2 separate regions of the Homo sapiens genome follow, and region 1 is linked to region 2. A link is a contact called in ENCODE Hi-C or POLR2A ChIA-PET data. All regions are on one chromosome and are shown on one strand. Each heading gives the region's core, a stretch centred on a gene start or an enhancer-like site at or near the end of the contact. The rest is flanking DNA. Distances are from core to core; before and after follow the strand shown. Region 1 overlaps FHIP1A (FHF complex subunit HOOK interacting protein 1A). Region 2 holds the start of FHIP1A (FHF complex subunit HOOK interacting protein 1A).

Region 1 (3,781 bases), core at 1,013-3,512, 49 kb before region 2:
AGACTCAAAATAGCTGATACAATCTGAAAGACAGAGTGACCCTCTCTATACACTTAATCTTTGCTTGGTTTGCACTGTGTGCAAGATATGAAACTTAAAATATTAAGACAGCAGTTAAGGAAGAGACCATCAAATTAAGACTCAGGAAAAGGTGGTGGTGGTGGTAGGTACAACAGCAGAAACACACTAACTAGATGTGAGTAGCTATTTTTATCTGCAGGGTATATGAAATATGTAATACATAGTTTTCCCAAATGTTGTGCTCTGAAACACTTCATTCATTTTTTTGTCCAGCCATGGGAAATAAAATGATCACTTATTTGCTAAAATGTTTACCTCTCTCACACAAATTTAAACCTAATAACAGGAAGACCTTTAACGCAGGGCCTCTAAAAGCTGATTTAAATGTAGAACATATTAAAAATTTACCCACATTTTAAATAAACAGTATGTTGGTATTCACATTACCATAATAATGTATCCTCAAATATCAAAAAGAAGTGTTATTTTTCAATATGTAGCCACAAATTCAAAAATAAATGTTTTCCTATATTGGGAGAAAATTAAACTCTTAAAAACATAAACAATCATAAGCATTCAAAATAGCAATCTAAAGATTCCCTTTATTTCATTTGTCCATAAAATTAAGAGCATCTGTCATATGATAAAAAATATATATACAAAAAGCTGAATTCCAAGTGTATGCAAAAGGTCTTTCTCATTCTTGCTCTCTCTCCGTCAACCTTAATAAATAGTTGTTGTTTTTGGTAGCTCTACAACAAGGGTATTAACACTTAAAGCCATTCTAGCTTCAGCCACTGTTCTGGTTTCTTGCTTCTGTCGCAAACCAACACTGAAGGTAAATAACAAAGATTAATGCAGTACTACCTTGAAGAAGCAATTAAAAAGAGGCTGAAAAGCAGCAACCAAACCCCAAACCATTTGCTCTTCCACAATAGGAAGCTGAAGATAATCTCGTTTGCTAAACATAAATCACTTGAGATCTGGCCAAATTCTTAAATGATATTACAGATGGAAACGCTGCAAAGTCAGGTGCTGCTTACATAAGTATTTACTTCCAACTTGGAAAACAAACTAGACCAGTTTTTCTTGTTCCTTTTAGGAAAGTGATCATTTTAAACCATGAAACAGTTAACAGAAGGGATTCCCTAGACCCACTCTTGCTGGACTTTTGGTCCCACCCGTACTCACTTTGAGACGTATTAGGTTTCTTGAAACTAAATTTGCTTCCTTATCCTTCAGTATCTATTTAAAAGTCTTTAGGTAGCAGAAAGTAAACTCCATCAATCAATCTTACCTTCTTATATATTTTTGTAGTATATTCACTTTTTTTCAGGAACAAAAGTCAAGATATACTCCGGTAATACTTTTTGTGCACGTGTGTGTATATATATACTTTAAAAAAAAATTCTCTTTAGGGCTCTGTGAGGTTTATGCAAGCAGCCCTCTCACAGAGGCCACTGTGTTTCCCAGGGTTTATGTTCACATGCAGCTGGTCATACGAACAGATTGGCTTTACTTTTCATTTCCTTGTGTTAAAGTCACTTAGAGAAGGTTTGAGAACTACAAGGTATAACAAGTCACTTGTTCGTTTAAAGGTGCTATGTTAACAGCAAATATTTTGGTGGTGCTGGTTGGTTCAATAACCAAGAGTTTGTGAGGATACTTTCTCTATGACCCTTTTTCTGCTAAATATTACAGGAAATGCCAGTGATCCTGATAGAGATCCACTATGCCCAAGAAAAGCGACTCTGTGGTGTGTGAGTAGGAGCCGACTAAGATAAGCCAAACAAAAGACAGTCCCTTGCGCCCAGACTAAAACCCCATTCAGTTTTAAAGTGTACTGCAACAAGAAGCCCTGGATTAAATGTCAACCCCATACATTTTAGTTATTTATTCTACAGTTCTAGATATTCCCAAATACACAGTTAAGGACAGCCAGGGTACAAAATATTCCAGTAGACCTTACTCAAATCTGCCAAAACCTACATTAAAAGCTCCTACTAAACTTCCATTTAGTCTGATTTTCCCCTCCTATATGCTGCACAGACACCCCCACCCCCAAACCCACACACATCTTCTGCACCTCACAGGAACTATTACTTTCTTTACCCTCTACCAAAGAAATCACTTCCCAAAGTACCTGGTGAAGACTTTCCTAGAGCCTGTTCACACCACAGCAGACCTGGCTAGGCTGTTTCCTCCTCCTTATAGGACCAAGAACACTGCCCCTTTTTCCAGGCCTGGCTTCTTCCCCCAAGGCCACAAAACTGGTTGGTGCCAACACTCTGAGTAGCTTAACCACTGACTATTTTCTTCCAAGTGCAATTCAAAGTTCTGTGGCCTAAAAGCAAAACACATCACAGAGCTCATGATTCTGAGTTAGACAAACCTGGCTTTCACTCTGCTACTTATGACCTCTGCGACATGGGCAAAGAACCTCTCTAAGCCTCAGTTTCATCTCTAAGGTGGGGATAATAATAACATTTACCTTTACTGTGAAGACAGAATAAGATAGCACATGTGCCTGGCACATAGTAAGTGCTCAATAAATGTTAGCTATTTTTTACAATCATTATCATTACATGACTACTCTACTACCATTATCACTACAGGGACCATAAACTGGTAGGCTTCAAGCCAAATCTGGATTTCCTGTTTGGCCATCAAAATATATTTCTGTTTTTGTTTTATTTTAATTACCTTTGGAGATAGAAGTATTTTCCAGTCTGTCATAGTTCTTACCATTCCTCCCTAGAAACTTATATTCATATTATACTACCTGCCTGGCCTCTGAGTTTGTGATCCCCACCCCTCCAAAAAAGGTCTCAGAGATACCTAAAAAAGGGGCGGAAGGGGAGTTAAATCAAAGACATTATAGAACTAGGGCAGCCAGACAGTATACTAAAAAACACCTTTTTTAAAAACACAGAAAGGAGCCACTAATTTCCAAAAAGGTTAAGATTTCTCAATCAGTCAAAAGACATATATGTGACAGGTGGAGGGAAAAGGAATAAACTCTACTTTGCAGTTTTACAGTCAGTAATAAGTTCTGGAACATGGAGAATTTGTGAGGTTCTTCTAAAACACAAAACCCCTCTCTCCCTTTCCTGGTAGGGCACAACACGGATAGACCAAATAGAATAATTTCAGATTCAGAAAGCACACTTCCAGGGCCAGGGCTCTTCCCTACATGCAGAAGGCCACTGCTCAGGCAATTTCCTGTTCCAAATGCACCTGTCAGTGGTCAAGGGCTTAAATTCACCTAATAGCTTCACACATATCAGAAACTTTAAGTTGTCTGACATTTCATATTTTTCTATTCTTACTTAGCCCACACAGGTTTTCCATTAATGATAAAAGGACATAACTAATAATTCAGAAACACATACCTTCTTAACATACATCATTTATGGGGAAAAAAACTGTTAAAATTACCAAAAAAGCCCCACTACAAGACCATATTTACCTATTACAGAGATTTATTGATATGAGAAAACTAAACAACTATAACTCTCTAATTTATTAGAAAATCTCCTTCTGTCATTCCCAGAAGTCTATCCATTGAAAAGATCCTCTTTAAAATAATGTCATTAGCTTTCAAATACTCTAAAATAATCACAATAATACTGTAAAATAAAAACAAATAGGTTTTTTTCAAGCTATACAAAAATTTTTTGAAATAACTGCAAAGTAAAAGGTAGACAGGGCCAAAATTATTGTCACAATAACCAATACAACAATCTCATATGAATCCAAC
Region 2 (3,953 bases), core at 480-2,979:
GGACCCCAAACTTAATTTATTTCAAGACAGGCATGGACATAATTCTTATGAGCTCTGCGGAAAGGGATTAACTGGAACTAAAAAGATATCAACCTTTAATTATGCGAAAAGTTACCTAAAGCCAACAAGTATACTGTATTAAAGAGTAAATTTATGGACTAAATATCCTGCTCAATTTCGGTCCAAAGAAGACCTTTGAAGTTCTCCAAACGTGGACTTCAGCTGTGGTTCACTACATGTGGACAGCTTCGGGGACAGCATCCTGCCTAGTGCCAGGTGTACAAGTGAACTTGAGGTCAGGCAGGTGACCCTGACAAGCAGGCATAATACATTAAGGAGAGGAAATCTTCCCTCTCATTAATCAACAGGATAAAGGTAATTAAGCAGGAATTATTTTTCAATGACCTATATAATTTCATCAGGGCTGCTATGACTATTAGCAGGGAGCAGCTGACTTCCTAATGAGATGAATTTGATAGCACAGCCCTTCCAGAGAAGCCAAGGGAGCAAGCCCAATCTATAGGGAAGCAACAATTGTTAGGCATTGTTTACTCCTCCTCCTGAAAGCTGTCTCTCCTTCTCAACATTTGGCTCTTTCCCTTCAGGGGGGTTTCCCTGTCCCTGGATAGCTGGGGCTGCAGCATCTGCTGAATAGTGGAAGCTAGATCTGCTGTGAATGGGTGGGTCCAGGAGGCTGGGACACTAATTCACTAGACCTGCTCATGTGATTCCCAAAGTCCCAAGCCAACAAGGCTACCGCCGCCTGCACCAACACCTCGCTCTGACCAGGCCTGAAATAAGACACCAAGGTAGTTCTTCCCACTCCCTAGCAGAAGCGGAGTTAACAAGGGACCTTTGTTGAGCCAGAGGAAACACAAACACATACACACTATCAATAATAACCACGACTTGAACGCAGTTTCATCACAGAATTTACGAAATTGAGCAACAGCTACCTAACCAGTAAGTCCTTACACCAGGAAAGGGCTGCAAACCTCAGAGGGGCACCGCCTCTGTCTCCTGTGTAAGCAAGTTGATTTACAGGGGAAACCTGAACTCCACATCTCTTTGCCTTTTCCTGTGCCTCCCAGAGGACCCTGGGACCAAGGAATGGGATGGAGGGCCCTAATGACATATTCCTTCGTCAAAACAAGCTGGCTCTCTCTCTCCCAGGGTCAGTCACCGCGTTACGCCCCGTCCCGGAGCCCGAAACCCTAGAAGTCACCTCCTCCCCCCTGCGCCCCCGCCCGACGCAGCGACCTCGTTTGGAACATCCCCAGCCGGCCCCCAGCCCAATGCCTGCTCCCTCAGCCCAATGCCCGCACCCCCTGCCCAGTTGGCGGATGCAGAGAAGGGACATTTCGACTCTCCCTCCTCCTTCAACCCTCTAAAATAAAAGAATCCCTCAAGCGCAAATCTCCGGCCAGCACAGCACCTACCTGTCCCCGGCCGTGGCTCCTCCTCCCCGAGCAGTGGGGCTCGCTGGACAAGTGTCCTCAGATAGTCCAGAAAGTTTGCTCTGCGGTCCCGGGGACGCCTGCGCGGGACCCAGTGAGGAAAGCCGGGCTGGCTCCTCGCACCTCGGGCGGCCGCCGCTCGAAAGTCTTGGCCCAGGTCCTCCAGGCCCGGCTCAAACTCAGGAGTGCCCGGGAAGAATGTAGGTCGTGAGAAGGTCGGAGCGCAACTTTTCGAAGGTGCGTCAGCCGCGGGCTGAGGCGCGTGGGTCACTGCCTCCCCCCAGCCTCTCCCTAGTGAGCGCGGGGGGGGCGGGGGCGGGGGCGGGGGCCGGGGCGGGGCAGGGGCGGGGGTGGGGCCCAACCTGCCTGGAGGCCTCGGGGAGCGCGCCCCGGCCCCGCCCCCGCCGCCGCCGGCCCCGCCTCTGCCGCTGGGACACGCCGCCGCCAGGTGCGCCGGGGACTTAGGCAGTGCCGCGCCGCACGGCCCGCGCCGGTTTCCAAGGTGAAGGAGGAGGAGCCTCTGAGGGAAAGTTTCCACAGAAACTTGAGCTGGGCGCAGTGTAGCACTCGCGCCCTTGGGGGCTAGCGTTTGGCCGGAGCTACACACTCTTTACTCACGCACGCACACCGCCGTACACAGCACAATCGTTCACCGTCCCGCCAAAGGCTCGTCTCTCGGGTTCTGCCTAGTGGAAGGAGTCGGACAACGCCGCACGTCACGGGCGTTTCGGATTTCTTGCTTCCCAAAGGTTTGACGGCGGCCACCGGCGCCCCGGCCCAGCTCTGCTTTCCTTTGCTGACTCCTTCCTTTAGGTGTGAATTTTAAAATGCTGATACCGCCCCAAGAGAGCTGAGTCAAGTGAGGCAAACGTTCGCCTGTTGTTCTCCTGACAGACTCCCTGCAGTGGGCAGGGGAAATGTGGCCTTGGCCGACATTAATGAAGTGCCAGGATGGAGGGAGGGGGCCTGCTGATTTGTTCTGTTTTACTTTTTAAGGGTAACTAGAGCGTTACTGGAGTCGTCTGTGGGTTTGGGGAGTATGTGGCGCGTGTGTGTGTCACACATTTCACTGGCAACTCCCGCCAACCCCTTCCCAAGAAATGAAGGCTCTAATGTGGGCAGTTCTGCAACAAAGGTGAAACTTCCCCAAATCACGATTCCCCGCAAGATGAGAGAGCAGGTGCAGCATCCATTTTCCCACTATCACGCTTGAGATGGTGGCTTTGGGCACTGCCGGGTGCCCCGACATCCTTCCCAGAGCCCAGCCTTCCCACCCAGGCCCGGCCCTGCGCGGCCGCCTGCCTTTGCATCAGAGACCGCGGCTGTGCCATTGCCAAGGTGGGCAGCGCCGCCTCGCTTCCCCATTCCTCCGTCTCCCACGCCTCTTGCGTGTTTGAGTCGCGAAGTGATGGACTTTAAATCTCAGAGGAGGAATGAGAAACTTGGTTAGTGGCTCTCTTGGCATGTTCGTAGCCCTGTGGTTGAAGTGGCTGAAACCTGCGTTGAGCCTCAGTCCAAGCAGCTGGGGCCACACCAGTTTGCAAAAGCGGATGTGGCAGTTTCCACCGCAGCAGCAGCCTGCTGGCGCCTCATCAGATTCTCCTTTGGAGGAAGTATCTTCTTCCCTTCATTCTCGGTGAATGGCATCCAGAGATAACCAAAATCAGGTGTATCTAGTTTCAAGTTCTGTCTTGCAACCGTGATAATTGGAGGATGCAAACTTTACACTTTCTTCTCTAGCTGTCTACCACCACTGCTGCGCTTGTGGATGACTGCAGGAACACCGGGTACTTGCCACAAGTATCTCTCCAGATTCATCAGCCTTTCACCTGTGACAAGCTCAGTCAAGAAGTGGCTCCTAAGTAAAAGCTGGGGAAGAACAAGGAAGATAGAGCTCAGAGTAGAAAGCTGTGAAGTTCTGCACAACAGGTCCCCTTGGCCTGCTCTAACAGTTGGAAGGTGGGGGAAGCATTCATTTACTCAACAAATATATACTGAGTGCCTTTTGCATGCTAGGCACGCTTCTAGGGGTTGAGGACACAGCAGAGAGCACAAACAACAATTCCAGCCCTCGTGGAGCTTACCTCTTCCACGTGGGAAAGACAGATGGTAAATGTATAAGGACAATATATGGACTGCTGTATGATTAGAAATGCTATGGAGAGGCTAGGAGTGCTGTCTCATGCCTGTAATCCCGCAGTTTGGGAGGCCAAAGGAGGAGGATCACTTGAGGCCAGAAGTTGGAGACCCAACCTGGGCAACATAGTAAGACCCCCTATCTACAAAAAGTTTAAAAATTAGCCAGGCATGGTGGCGTGCACCTGTAGTCCTAGCTATCCAGGAGGCTGAGGTGGGAGGATCACTTGAGCCCACTGCATTCCAGCCTGGGTGACAGAGTGAGACCCTGTTTTGAAAGAAAGAAAGAAATGCTGTGGATAAAAATTAAGCAGAGAGGGTACATAGAAAGTATGAGGGGTGCTATGTTCGGAGAGGGGT

What was found. A loop is a pair of places that touch in the nucleus more often than their neighbours do. ChIA-PET counts read pairs that join two places held with the same protein, here RNA polymerase II (POLR2A). Pooled maps may share reads with other maps.
Region 1: a loop to region 2 is called in a map of PC-9, with 5 times the contacts of the local background. The contact joins the enhancer-like site here to the promoter of FHIP1A in region 2. A Hi-C loop is called at or near these places in 4 of 168 maps with a recorded cell type or tissue (Caco-2, PC-9, gastrocnemius medialis and 1 more) and 3 of 50 pooled maps. POLR2A ChIA-PET finds 5 or more read pairs at or near these places in 11 of 52 experiments (H1, HEK293T, MCF 10A and 7 more).

What each region holds. Positions count from the first base shown.
Region 1 is chr4:151,456,817-151,460,597 of GRCh38, reverse strand. The region is part of intron 2 of FHIP1A (FHF complex subunit HOOK interacting protein 1A); the gene reads right to left. Among named protein-coding and RNA genes, the nearest start is that of FHIP1A, 50 kb to the right of the region's middle. Within about 2 kb of position 2,262, at least 3 of the 41 ENCODE cell types and tissues checked have a DNase peak (open chromatin) inside an H3K27ac peak, as active enhancers do; they include PC-9, where a contact is called at or near this core.
Region 2 is chr4:151,406,952-151,410,904 of GRCh38, reverse strand. FHIP1A (FHF complex subunit HOOK interacting protein 1A) reads right to left here and starts at 1,729. Exons shown (of 14, transcript NM_001109977.3): 1 at 1,440-1,729. FHIP1A-DT (FHIP1A divergent transcript) reads left to right here and starts at 2,013. Exons shown (of 3, transcript NR_183963.1): 1 at 2,013-3,722. RefSeq lists silencers at 1,770-1,939, 2,060-2,532 and enhancers at 1,759-2,458, 2,459-3,158, 2,990-3,299.